Regions from separate parts of the Homo sapiens genome. Here region 2 is linked to region 1. Evidence: chromatin loops called from intact Hi-C (ENCODE). Cell type or tissue: natural killer cell. All regions are shown on one strand. Links, peaks and the distances in the headings refer to the core of each region. The heading gives the core; the rest is flanking DNA. Region 1 overlaps RAP1GAP2 (RAP1 GTPase activating protein 2). Region 2 overlaps RAP1GAP2 (RAP1 GTPase activating protein 2).

Region 1 (5,449 bases), core at 59-2,558:
CATTGCACTCTAGCCTGGCGACAGAGCGAGACTCCGTCTCAAAACAGCAAAACCAAAAAAAAAAAAAAAAAAAAAACCAAACCACAAAAGATAACAAGCATTGGTGAGGATGTGGAGAAATTGGAACTCTTGTAACACTGTTGGTAGAAATGTAAATTGGTGCAGCCGCTATGGGAAACAGCACGGAGATTGCTCAAAAAATTAAAAACATTAAAAAGAGAACTACCAACTTCATTCTTTGCACGTGGATATCCAGCTTTTTTGCAGCGCCATTTGTTGAAAAGACTATTCTTTCCCTAGGATTGGTCTTGGCAATCCTGTCAAAACACAGTTGGCCATAGATGTGTGGGTTTATCTCTGGACTCTTAATTCTACTCTGTCGGTTCATATGCCTGTTATTGCCAGGACCACACGGTTTTGATCACTGTAGCTTTATAGTAAGTATTGATTGGGAAATATGAGTTCTCCACCTTTGACCTTCCTCTTTAAGAAGGTTTTGAGTATTCTGGATGGAATTTCCCTATCAAATTTAGGAGGAGCTTTTCAGTTTCTTCAAAACATCCAGCTAGGATTCTGATAGAGATCGCGTTAGATAGGTAGATCACTTTGAATGGTACTGCCACCTTAACAGTATTAAATCTCCAATCCATGAACATGGAATGTCGTTCCATTTATTTATGTCTTCTTTAATGTCATTGGGCAATGTTTTGTAGTGCTTAGTGTGCCAGCCACTCGGTTAAATTTGTTCCTAGGTATTTTATTCTTTTTAATGCTATTTTATTTTTTATTTTTTGAGACGGAGTCTTGCTCTGCCACCCAGGCTGGAGTGCAGTGGCACTATCTCGGCTCACTGCAAGCTCTGTCTCCCGGGTTCACGTCATTCTCCTGCCTCAGTAGCTGGGATTACAGGCGCCCGCCACCACGCCCGGCTGATTTTTTTTGTATTTTTAGTAGAGACGAGGTTTCACTGTGTTAGCCAGGATGGCCTCGATCTCCTGACTTCGTGATCCACCCGCCTCGGCCTCCCAAAATGCTGGGATTATAGGCGTGAGCCACCGTGCCCAGCCTAATGCTATTTTAAAATGGAATTGTTTTCTTAATTTTCTGATTGTTTATTGATTGTTTATTTTAATTTATTATTTTTATTATTTTTATTGTTTGTCTTTTCTGATTGTGTCTCTCCGATTGTTCATTGCTGGTGTATAGAAACACAACTGATTTTTGTACTCTGCAATTTTGCAGACTTCCTTTATCAGCTCTAGTAGATTTTGTGCATGTGTGAAATCTGTGAGGTTTTTTTGTGTTGGAACGTCTCATCTGACAATAGAGATAGTTTTACTGTTTCCTTTCCGTGGTAGATACCTTTTATTTCTTTGTTCTGGCTAGAACTTTTAGTACACCCAATGGTAGTGGTGAAAGTGAGTTTCCTTGTTTTGTTGCTACTTCATCTTAAGGGGAAAGCTTTTAGTTTTTCATCACTGAGTATGATGTTAGCTATGTCTTTTTTTTTTTAATGCCTTTTATGTCAAGGAAGTTCCCTTTTATTCTTAGTTTTCTGAGAGTTTATATCATGAAAGGATATTAGCTTTTGTCGTGCTCTTTCTGTATCAATTGAGATAATCATGTATTTTTTCTTCTTCATCCTGTTAATGTGATACATTGATTTTCTTTTTTTTTCTTTATTTTATTATTATTTTTTTTGAGACGAGTTTTGCTCTTTCGCCCAGGCTGGAGTACAGTGGCACAATCTGGGCTCACTGCAACCTCTTTCCCCTGGGTGCAAGCGATTCTCATGCCTCACCCTCCCGAGTAGCTGGGATTATAGGCACGTGCCACCACGCCTGGGTAATTTGTGTATATTTTAGTAGAGACGGGCTTTCACCATGTCGGCCAGGCTGGTCTTGAACTCCTGACCTCAGGTGATCCTCCTGCCTCAGCCTCCCAAAGTGCTGGGATTACAGGTGTGAGCCACCGTGCCCGGCCTATTACATTGATTTTCTTGTGTTGAACTGAGTTTGCATTCCTAGGATAAATTCCACTTGGTCATGGAATATAACAGTACGCTGTTGGATTTGGTTTATTGGTACTTCGTTGAGGATGTCTGACTCTATCCATAAAGATACTGGCCTGTAGTTTTCTGTGGTTCCTTTGTGTCACTTTGATAACGCTGGCCTCATAGGATGAGTTAGGAAGTGTTTCCTCCTCTTCTATTTTTGGAAGAGTGTGAGAAGGACTGGTGTGAATTCTTCTGTAAGTGTTTGGTCGGCTTCACTATGAAGCCATCTGGCCCTGGACTGTTCTTTGTTGGGAGGTTTTTAATTACTACGGATTCCATCTCTTTACTTCTCCCATCACTCGTTTAGGTTGCTTGCCTCGTGCCTGAAGTCATTGGCATCTTCTAGTCCTGTCTTAGAATTTAAATATGAGTCTGCCTAATTTAAGATGTCCTATAAAAACCCAACCATCTTCCCACCCTTCCCCACCTTGCCACATCTCTGCTCTGGTATCTCTGCTGAGAGATGGTCCCTCCCACACAGCAGCAGCATTCAACATGATGAACCCCATAGGTCAGTGGTTCTCACTTGGGAACTTCTTAGAAACGCACATTCTCTGGCCAAGAATCAGAAGCTCTAGGGGTGGGGCCTAGGAAACTTTTTTTATTTTTGAGACAGAGTTTTGCTCCTTCGCCCAGGCTGGCGTGCAGTGGCGTGATCTCGGCTCACTGCAACCTCCACCCCCCGGGTTCAAGTGAATCTCCTGCCTCAGCCTCCCAAGTAGCTGGGATTATAGGCGCCCGCCACCACACCTGGTTCATTTTTGTATTTTTAGTAGAAACAGGGTTTCTCCATGTTGGTCAGGCTGGTCTTGAACGCCTGACCCCAGGTGATCCGCCCGCCTTGGCCTCCCAAAGTGTTGGGATTACAGGCGTGAGCCACCGTGCCCGGCCGGAAACTGTGTTTTAACTAGCCCCCAGGTGGTTCTGTGGCATTAGCACTGCCACACTTAACAGAGAGCCATTGCAGGCTCCTGGCCCCAGTGACATAGTGAAATGGCACCTCTGAAACGCTCCAGCAGCAAAGGAGCCGTGAGCATCAGGAGTTGGTGGAAAAAGGAGACCAGAGAAGGGAAAGAGGAGCAAGCAGGTGGCTTGGCGGGGGTGGTGGGGGGAGACTTGGTTGGAACAGGACCTGATTCTGGAGGACGGTTCATTATTGGGAGCACCCACTGGGCATAGGGTTGGCCATCCAGGGTGAGGGGTGCAGTCTGTGGTCAGAGCACAGACAGCTGTTAATAGCAGTAACACTGGCCCGTCCAGCCCTGACTCTAGCCATCCCAACAAGCCCGCCCTGGCCACTCCCAGGCCAAGACTCAGCCCTCACCGCTTGCTTCGTTGCATCTTGCTTAGCAGAATATTTAGTCATTCATCTGGCAAATGTTTATTGAGCATCTACTGTGTGCTAGGCAGTTCTATTAATAGCACAGGGATATGGCAAGGATCACAGCAAACGAAGAGCTCTGCCCTCGAGGACCTTCTGTTCTGCAGCCAGCCTGGTGGCCGGCTGGTTCTCATCCTGCTTGCCCTGTGGATGGGGACTTCTGGACCGGTAGCGGAGTCGGGCAGTGTGGCGTGCTCGGTGGTCAGACGACATGGGACACATCCCATCCCGCTCCCAGGGCGTGCCCTGTTTCCCCAGCTTTCCAGAAACGGGTTTAGAGAACTCTCCAGAAATCCTTTTCCTTGGTCATGTCTTCCCTCTTCATCCGGATGAGAAACTCACTCTGACCTGTTTGCTTCTCCCCCCAGCACTTTCTGGCCCGCATCTCCCCCCGATTTTCCTGGGACCCACGTAGGTGCAAAACACCTGCTCCTCCATCCTTGTCTTCTGGTAATGTTTTTAGTTTGCTGTTGATGTAGCCTTGTCCCCTCCGTGTGTCCTGGATTGGGGTGGGCGGGAATAACGAGGCGATTGCAAGGACTCATTGAGCGACCTGTGTGCCAGGCTCTGTACACGCTGGCCCGTGTGGTCCTGCCACAGCTCTGTGAGTTAGCGGTCATGTTTTCAGCCCCATGCAAAGGCGCAAGCACTCAGACAGCGTGGTTCTGTGAACATGAGTGTGTGGTGCCTCCCAGGAGCAGGGATTTTAGCGAGGCTGCTGACACATAAACACACCCCCACCTCCAGAAGCAGAGGAGAGGAGCCCAGGGCCAGGGCAGGTAGCTCAGCAAGGACCCAGCATGCTGCAGGTGGGGCCAGTGAGAGTCACTTCTCCAGCGAGGGTCAGAGAGGAGAGAGGCAAGAGTGTTGCAGGGGCGAGGGTCTCATGAGCTGGGGTGCGGCAAGAGGGAAGGAACAGGTGGATGCCTGTCTGCAGGAGAAGCTGTGCCTGTGTGTAGAGCTGCTGTGGACCAGGGGGAGGCAGGGAGGGCACAGGGTGGTGATGAGATGGAGAGAAGGGGTCCTGGACTCGGGTGCAACAAGAGGGAAGGAAGAGGTGGCTGCCTGTCTGCAGGAGAAGCCGTGTCCATGTGTAGAGCTGCTGTGGACCAGGGGGAGGCAGGGAGGGCACAGGGTGGTGATGAGATGGAGAGAAGGGGTCCTGGACTCGGGTGCAACAAGAGGGAAGGAACAGGTGGCTGCCTGTCTGCAGGAGAAGCTGTGCCTGTGTGTAGAGCTGCTGTGGACCAGGGGGAGGCAGGGAGGGCACAGGGTGGTGAGATGGAGAGAGGGGGTCCTGGACTCACACGAGTGCCATCTTTTCCCGTCGCTTCTTCTGCTTTGCCGCCTGGGCAGTGGGCTGGCACCCGAACCGGCAAGTAGGGGCATTGGGAAAGATCCCTCAAGATTTCCCAAGCCTAAATTACTCCTTGTGGTTCTTGTTCACGTCTGCCCCTGCTACCTGGGACCTCCTCCAGCATCCTCCTCCCCAAAGACTTCTCTGCCTTTCTGAAGGAAGACCAGGCTGTTTCTGTATCGGGAGGTGGTGGGGACAGGGGTGGAACTTGGGGCCCAGACGGAGTTCCTCAGCTGAGTGCTGGCTCTGCGTGGTTATCTATTGACTGGCTGTGAACGCAGAGTCCACGGGGAAATGCTGGCCGCCCCTCTGATTTGGGTGGCAAGAGCTGCTGCTGCTAATACATTAGACAGCTGCATGGACGCTGCTATTGATGAGGAGACCCAATTACATGCCTCTGTGAAAATCCAGCGGCTGGCTTCCTGGTGGATGGAGACCCCTTCCGGAGGCTGTCCCGGGCAGGACGTTAGTCTCTGGGGCAATGCCAGTGAGTCAGTGAGCATTAACTGAGCACCTGCTGTGTGCCCTGAGCATTAACCGAGTGCCTGCTCTATGCCCTGAGCATTAACTGAGTGCCTGTTGTGTGCCCTGAGCATTAACTGAGTGCCTGCTGTATGCCCTGAGCATTAACTGAGTGCCTGCTGTATGCCCTGAG
Region 2 (7,955 bases), core at 2,229-4,728, 120 kb before region 1:
TTCACGCTTTGACTGAGCTGTTGACAGCACCGAGGCCAGAGGCAGGAGAAATGAAGCTGTTTGTTTATCTGATGAATATTCATCGAGCTCCTATTTGTAGCCAGCCGCCTCTGTTTTAGGAGCCGGGGATCCCTTTGTTGAATCCTGGCTCTGCCACTCACTGCTGGGGTTACCTTGGGCAACCGTCTGAACCTCTCTGAGCTTGTTTTCCCATCCGGAAAGTGAAGATAAGGAGCGTCCCTGTCTCACAGGGATGTTTGAGGATGAAATGAGCTAACATAGGAAAAGCACTTAGCATGGTGCTTGGCGCAGAGTTAGTGCTCGTGACTGCAGCTGTTACTGAAGACAGAGCGTTTAGGTGTGAAGAGGGTCTGGTGCCCGCATCCAAGGAACTCACAGTCTCTGGAGGAAACAGACATTTAACAGTCATCTGCAAAGCATGAGGCAGTGCCAATAGAGATATTCTTCCTGGTGGAATGAGGGAAGGCTTCTTGAAGGAGGCGGCGCTGGAAGGTTGAAAAGGAATCCCTAGGAAGAGAAGGTTGCAGGGGGCATTTTTTTTCTTTTTTCTTTCTTTCTTTCTGTTTTTTTTTTTTTTTGAGACGGAGTCTTGCTCTGTCGCCCCGGCTGGAGTGCAGTGGTGCCATCTCGGCTCACTGCAACTTCCTCCTCCCAGGTTCAAGCGATTCTGCTGCCTCAGCTTCCCGAGTAGCTGGGATTACAGGCACCCACCACCACGCCCAGCAAATTTTTTTTTTTTTTTTTTTTTGTATTTTTAGTAGACACAGGGTTTCACCGTGTTAGCCAGGATGGTCTCAATCTCCTAACCTCGTGATCTCCCCGCCTCGGCCTCCCCAAGTGCTGGGATTACAGGCGTGAGCCACCATGCCTGGCCTGCAGGGGGCATTTCACACTGAGGAAACAGTAAGGGCAAAGGCTGCGGGTGGGTGGGGAAGTGTGTAGAGCTGTTTGAGAAGCGGTGAGCCAGGCTCTCGAAATGGATGGAGGGACATGGCAGGAAACAGCCAGAGGCGAGGGTGGGGATCCGCTCGGGGAGGCTCTGAGTGTGTTGCCGGCGAGATGACGGGTGCCCTGGAAGAGCGGGATGGGGGAACCGCCTGTCTCCTTGGTGACTTGGGAAGGCGGCCTTGGGAGCTTTGGGGATGGATTGCGGAAGGGAGGAGATGCTTGCTGTGCTCCTGAGGAGGGGTGGGGCCTGAATGTCCTCTTGGCTGGGGTTGGAGGGGAGGGCCAGGCTAGGGTCCTAAGAAGGTGAATCCTGAGCCCAGGCATCTAGCCCACGTGCAGCATGAAAGGAGGATTTCCGGCCGGGCGCGGTGGCTCACGCCTGTAATCCCAACACTTTGGGAGGCTGAGGCGGGCGGATCACGAGGTCAAGAGATCGAGACCATCCTGGCCAACATGGCGAAACCCCGTCTCTACTAAAAATATAAAAATTAGCTGGGCGTGGTGGCGTACGCCTGTAGTCCCAGCTACTTGGGAGGCTGAGACAAGAGAATCGCTTGAACCTGGGAATGGGAGGTTGCAGTGAGCCGAGATGACACCACTGCACTTCAGCCTGGTGTCACAGCGAGACTCCGTTTCGAGAGAGAGAGAGGAGAGAAAGAAAGAAAGAGAGAGAGAAAGAAAGAAAGAGAAAGTCCCATGGAAATGGGGGTTTCACATTTGGGGGATTTGCAAAGTAGTCACGTGGGTGAGGCAGGAGGGAAGCCTAGTAGCAGAGAAGATGATGCCTTCGGCCTTGAGTGTGGTGCGTTTGAGGAGCTTGTGGATCGTCCCAGGGGTGTGTGTGGTTGGGCTCTTTAGCTCAGGAGAGCTCAGCTGAGTGGATACCCACTCGCACATCCAACAGCTCTCATTCCCAAAGCGTGTTCTGAGTGTGAGTCCTACAAAAGTGGACAATTCAGACCCTGTTGGGTTTTGTGGCACTTTCTAGTCAGGGAGGCAGATGAGAACAGAATGAAGAACGCAGATGGTTTCAGACAGTGCCCAGTCCTGCGAAGGAAATAGAACAGTGAGGCGATGAGGGTGGGGCTCGGGGCTGGGGGAAGGGGCTACCCTGGGTGGGTGGTCAGGAAGAGCCTCTCCATAGAAGGGACATTTGAGGCCTGGCGCGGTGGCTCATGCCTGTAATCCCAGCACTTTGGGAGGCCAAGGCGGGTGGATCACCTGAGGTCAGGGGTTCAAGACCAGCCTGGATAACATGGTGAAACCCCCTCTCTACTAAAAATACAAAAATTAGCCGGGCGTGGTGGTACCTGCCTGTAATCCCCAAGCTCTTCTCCCAGCCCACCCGGCACCAGCCAGTTTGAGCTCTGACTGGGAACTGGGATCTCATTCATCCCATCTGGTCAGCATCTCTTTGGTTGCTTTTTATCAGCTTCCTATTAGAAAAAAAAAAAATCCCCTTGAAAAACAAGGGGGAGGGTTCATACACGATCGGTTGCAGCAGGCACGCCAGTGACGGTGGGGGCCCAGGGGGAGCGTGGCAGAGGCTCTCAGGCTGGAGGCCAGCTACTGCTCCGGCCAGCCCTTCCCTGTGGGGGAGCCACAAGAGGCCGTCCCTGGGCCTGCAAGCATGAGATGAGCCGAGCACTTGACCAAAACTAGTTTGGGTCTTAGAATTTAACTTATCCTGGGCCGGGTGCGGTGGCTCACGCCTGTCATCCCAACACTTTGGGAGGCCAAGGCTGGCGGATCACTTGAGGTCAGGAGTTCGAGACCAGCCTGGCTAACATGGGGAAACCCTATCTCTACTAAAAATACAAAAATTAGCAGGGTGTGGTGGTGCACGCCTGTAATCCCAGCTACTCGGGAGGCTGAGTCAGGAGAATCGCTTGAACCTGGGAGGCGGAGGTTGCAGTGAGCCGAGATCGCGCCATTGCACTCCAACCTGGGCGACAGTGAGACTCCATCTCAAAAACAACAACAAACAAACAAAAATAATACTGCGATTTCCTAGCAATGCCCAGTGACTTACCCTAAATTCAGTGAAAGTTGAAAAAAAAAAAGAAGTGGCATTTGAAGGAGACCCGAAGGAAGAAAAGGAGCCAGTGTGAAGCTGTCTGGGGAAGAGCATTCCAGGTGGTGGGAACAGGCTTGGCAGGTGTGAAGATGAGGAAGGAGGCCCCTGAAGAGCCGGCGGGAAGAGCGGGTGGATGGGAACACAGTTTCCCCGTCCGCCAGCAGGTGGCACTGTTGGCCCAGGACTGCCCGGGCATGGCTGGGAGAGCAGGTGGGGCCGCGGGTTCTTTGACCTCAGGTTTGTGATTCTGGCTGTGGGCTCATCACAGGCTCTACCTCCACCCTCTGGGGAGATAAGCCCTGGCCGGGGGCAGAAGAGCAGTTGTAATGGTTTCCTGGCTGTTCTCCTTCCCCAACGGGTCTTGCTTTCAGTGTTTCTTTGCTTGCTCCCTCTCCAGAGGTGACTTCCCTCCCGGTTTCTGGGTATCTGTGTCTTTGCTCTCTCCTTTTGCTTTTCTTTTTGCTCCCTTGGTCTCTTCTCCTCCCTCTCTCATTGCTCCCTGGGGGGGCAGGTTCCTGTCTCAAAGATTAATTACTTGCTTTTTTTTTTTTTTTTTTTGGGAAACCTCGCTCTGTCGCCCAGGCTGGAGTGCAGTGGCACGATCTGGGCTCACTGCAACCTCTGCCTCCCAGGTTCAAGCGATTCTCCTGCCTCAGCCTTCTGAGTAGCTGGGATTACAGGCACCCGCCACCACGCCCGGCTAATTTTTTGTATTTTTAGTAGAGACGGGGTTTCGCCATGTTGGCCAGGCTAGTCTCAAACTCCTGACCTCAGGTGATCCACCCGCCTCAGCCTTAAAAAGTACTGGGATTACAGGCCTGAGCTACCATGCCCGGCCAATTACTTGCTTTCCTGATGTAGCTCAGATGGAGCGGGTGGTGACTTAGGATCAGGAAGGTGCTGTTTCTCATCCCATTGCCTACCCTTCCTTCCCGTGGCTTCAGATCTCCATAAAGGGCTGGGGCTGGGGTCGTGACCCCGTCGGTAGAAAATGGTCCCAGCGACCCTTCTCTCCTGGAGCCCATGGACCCACCTCCCAGTGCCATGCCCTGCTCACCTCCAGCCCCTCTAGCAGGCAGCCCTGTCTTCATGTGAGAAGGGAGAACTGGATGGCAAAGCAGATGGCACAGAACAGCTGCACAAGAGCTCACCGAAGGGCTTGTTATGAAAGAGTCATTTTTGTCAACAGAAGTACGCTTCTGCCCTATACTCCGTGCTCTGTGAATTATTTCTCAGGGGAGACTAAGCTGGCCAGAGCCTGGTGGTGGCCTCCTGGCTGTCGGATGTCAGAGTTAGGGCTGCAGGTTGAGGGGTCCTTGGCTTTGGTCTGTGAGTACCATGGTGGTTAAGAGCCTGGTCTCTCTCTCTTAAATTTTTTTTTTTTTTTTTTGAGATGAGATTTTGCTATGTTGCCCAGGCTAGTCTTGAATTCCTGGCTTCAAGAGATCCTTCTGCCTCAGTCTCTCGAGAGGCTGGGATTACAGTTGTGAGCCACCGTACCTGGCAGTCTCTTTATTTTACTTTACTTTTTCCTCTAAAGTTAAAGTTTACAGTATTTTATTTTGTTGTGGTGAGAACACATAACATGAACTCTACCCTCTTAACAGACTTTTAAGTGTACAATACATTATTGTTGAATGTAAGTAAGAGTTTACTCTCTTAAAGCCTCCCACTGGGTGGGAAGTCTAGCACCTTACAACAGGACCCTGTAATCCCAGCACTTTGGGAGGCCGAGGTGGGCGGATCACTTGAGGTCAGGAGTTCAAGACCAGCCTGGCCAACATGGTGAAACCCTGTCTGTACTAAAAACACAAAAAAATTAGCTGGGTGTGGTGGTGCATGCCTGTAATTCGAGCTACTCGGGAGGCTGAGGGAGGAGAATAGCTTGAACCCATGAGGCGGAGGTTGCAGTGAGCCGAGGAGATCGTGCCATTGCACTCCAGTCTGGGCGACAGAGGAAAACTCCGTCTCAAAAAATTAAAAAAGATGGCCGGGTGTGGTGGCTCACGCCTGTAATCCCAGCACTTTGGGAGGCCGAGGCGGGCAGATCACGATGTCAAGAGATCGAGACCATCCTGGCTAACATGGTGAAACCCCGTCTCTACTAAAAATACAAAAATTAGCTGGGCGTGGTGGCGGGCGCCTGTAGTCCCAGCTACTCAGGAAGCTGAGGCAGGAGAATCGCTTGAACCTGGGAGGCGGAAGTTGCAGTGAGCCGAGATCACACCACTGCACTCCAGCCTGGGCGACAGAATGAGACTCTGTCTCAAAACAAAACAAAACAAAACAAAAACTAAAAAAAAGATTTTGAACAGTAAATGTATTTACATGGTTGGTTCTAAAACCAAAATGATATAAAAATATATGTGGTAGAAAGATTTGCTTGTACTCCAATCCGCCCTGTCCCTACATTCTAAAATTCACTTTGAGGTTCTTTCCAGTGCTTCTTTATTCACATGTAAGATGAGCATATCCTTTTCTTACCTCCACTCCCCTTCCCTCCCTTCCCCTCCCCTCCCCTTCCCTCCCTTCCCCTACCCTTCCCTCCACTTCCCTCCCCTCCCCTCCTCTCCCCTCCCTTTCCTTCCCCTCCCTCCCCTGCCCTTCCTTCCTCTCCCCTTCCCTCTTTCTTTTTCTTTCTTTCTTTTTTTGAGATGGAGTCTTGCTCTGTTGCCAGGCTGGAGTGCAGTGGTGTGATCTCGGCTCACTGCAACCTCTGCCTCCCGGGTTCAAGGATTCTCCTGCCTTAGCCTCCCGAGTAGTTGGGACTACAGGCACCTGCCACCACGCCCAGCTACTTTTTGTATTTTTAGTAGAGATGGGATTTCACTACATTGGCCAGGCTGGTCTTGAACTCCTGACCTCAGGTGATCTGCCTGCTCCAGCCTCCCAAAATGCTGGGATTACAGGTGTGAGCCACCATGCCCAGCCTCCTATTTCTTTTTCTTAAATAAAAGGTAATATCCTACAAAACACTGTTTTACATCTTGCCTTTTTCTCTGGAGAATTCCTGTCTGACCACTGAGAGCTGCTGCTGCCTCTGCCCCATTCCTTTTAAAAATAACTGTGTAGTATTTAACGGTGTGGATTTAATTTTAGAGACTGATGATTCCTTTCAGAAATTTAATTTTGTATAACGTAAGTAATATAAGAATACATTTTTGGCTGTGCATGGTGGCTCATGCCTGTAATCCCAGGACCGTAGGAGGCCAACGTGTGTGGATTGCTTGAGCCCAGGAGTTTGAGACCAGCCTGGTGGGGGGGCAGCATGACAAAACCTCATCTCTACTAAAAATAAAAAAAATTAGATGTGGTGGTGCACACCTGTAATCCCAGGTACTGGGGAGGCTGAGGTTGGAGGATCCCTTGAGCCCAGGAGTTTGAGGCTGCCATGAGCTGTGATCATGCCATTGCAATCCAGGCTGGGTGACAGAGTGAGACCCTGTCTCAAAAAACAACAACAACAACACAAAAAACAGGCTGGGCGTGGTGGCTCACGCTTTTAATCCCAGCACTTTGGGAGGCTGAGGCGGGCGGATCACGAGGTTAGGAGTTCGAGACCAGCCTGCCCAATATGGCGAAACCCTGTCTCTACTAAAAATACAAAAATTAGATGGGCTTGGTGGTGGGTGCCTGTAATCCCAGCTACTCGGGAGGCTGAGGCAGGAGAATCACTTGAACCTGGGAGGTGGAGTTTGCAATGAGCTGAGATCACGCCATTGCATTCCAGTCTGGGTGACAGAGTGAGACTCTGTCTCCAAAAAAAAAAAGAAAACAAAAAAACCCAAATCATTTTCCTTAAAACAATCAGAACATTAAAGATAAAGTCTCGGCCGGGCGCGGTGGCTCATGCCTGTAATCCCAGCACTTTGGGAGGCCAAGGTGGGTGGATCACGAGGTCAGGAGATCGAGATCATCCTGGCTAAAACGGTGAAACCCCATCTCTACTAAAAATACAAAAAATTACCCAGGTGTTGTGGCGGGCACCTGTAGTCCCAGCTACTCGGGAGGCTGAGGCAGGAGAATGGCGTGAACCCAGGAGGTGGAGGTTGCAGTGAGCCGAGATCGCGCCACTGCACTCCAGCCTGGGCGACAGAGCGAGACTCCATCTCAAAAAAAAAAAAAAAAAAAAGATAAAGTCTCCTATGGCCAGCAGTGACATTCCCTTTCTCTCCTCCCCAGAGTAGCCACTGTTCAGAGTTTGGTACATACTTTTCTAGATATTTAAACAGGGCTGGGTGCAGTGGCTGGCCAGGTGCATTGACTCACTCCTGTAATCCCAGCACTTTGGGAGGCCGAGGCGGGCGATGGCTCGAGGTCAGGAATTCGAGTCCAGCCTGGCCAACATGGTGAAACCCCATCTCTACTAAAAATACAAAAAGTAGCTGGGCGTGGTGGCACTTGCGTGTAGTCCCAGCTACTCGGTGGGGGGCTGAGGCAGGAGACTTGCTGGAACTTGGGAGGCAGAGGTTGCAATGAGCGAGATCGCACCACTGCACTCCAGCCCGGGTCACAGAGCAAGACTGTCTCAAAAAAACGAAAACAAAAACAAACCAGTATTTTTACATGTACCTTAAGTAACCATCAATGTCCATACATACACAGTTAGCTCATTCCTTCTAATCACAGTTTAGGGTCCAGCTTACAAATATACCACACCCTGCTTATCTGTTTCTCCTGTAAATGGTTGTTCTTGATAATTTTTTTTTTTTTTTTAGATGGAGTCTTGCTCTGTCTCCCAGGCTGGAGTGCAGTGGTGCAATCTCGGTTCACTGCAACCTCTGCCTCCTGGGTTCAAGCGATTCTCCTGCCTCAGCCTCCCGGGTAGCTGGGATTACAGGCACACACCACCATGCCTGATTTTTGTATTTAGTAGAGATGAGGTTTCACCATGTTGGCCAGGCTGGTC

What was found. A loop is a pair of places that touch in the nucleus more often than their neighbours do. Peaks named below come from ENCODE experiments on the same cell type or tissue, not always from the same donor. Only the 100,000 strongest peaks of a DNase experiment are listed, where the experiment ranks them.
Region 2: it touches region 1 in a loop (2.7-fold over the local background); 14 of 110 quality-filtered maps call a loop at or near these places.

The regions. Positions count from the first base shown.
Region 1 is chr17:2,944,108-2,949,556 of GRCh38, forward strand. The region is part of intron 3 of RAP1GAP2 (RAP1 GTPase activating protein 2); the gene reads left to right. Among named protein-coding and RNA genes, the nearest start is that of RAP1GAP2-AS1, 19 kb to the right of the region's middle. RefSeq lists enhancers at 2,955-3,475, 3,476-3,996, 3,997-4,517. In natural killer cell, for the core only: no CTCF peak of the experiment used is centred there; DNase peaks (open chromatin) are centred at 94 and 1,394.
Region 2 is chr17:2,825,400-2,833,354 of GRCh38, forward strand. The region is part of intron 2 of RAP1GAP2 (RAP1 GTPase activating protein 2); the gene reads left to right. Among named protein-coding and RNA genes, the nearest start is that of RAP1GAP2, 33 kb to the left of the region's middle. RefSeq lists an enhancer at 7,218-7,718. In natural killer cell, for the core only: a CTCF peak has its summit at 3,197 (motif pointing right); a DNase peak (open chromatin) is centred at 3,242.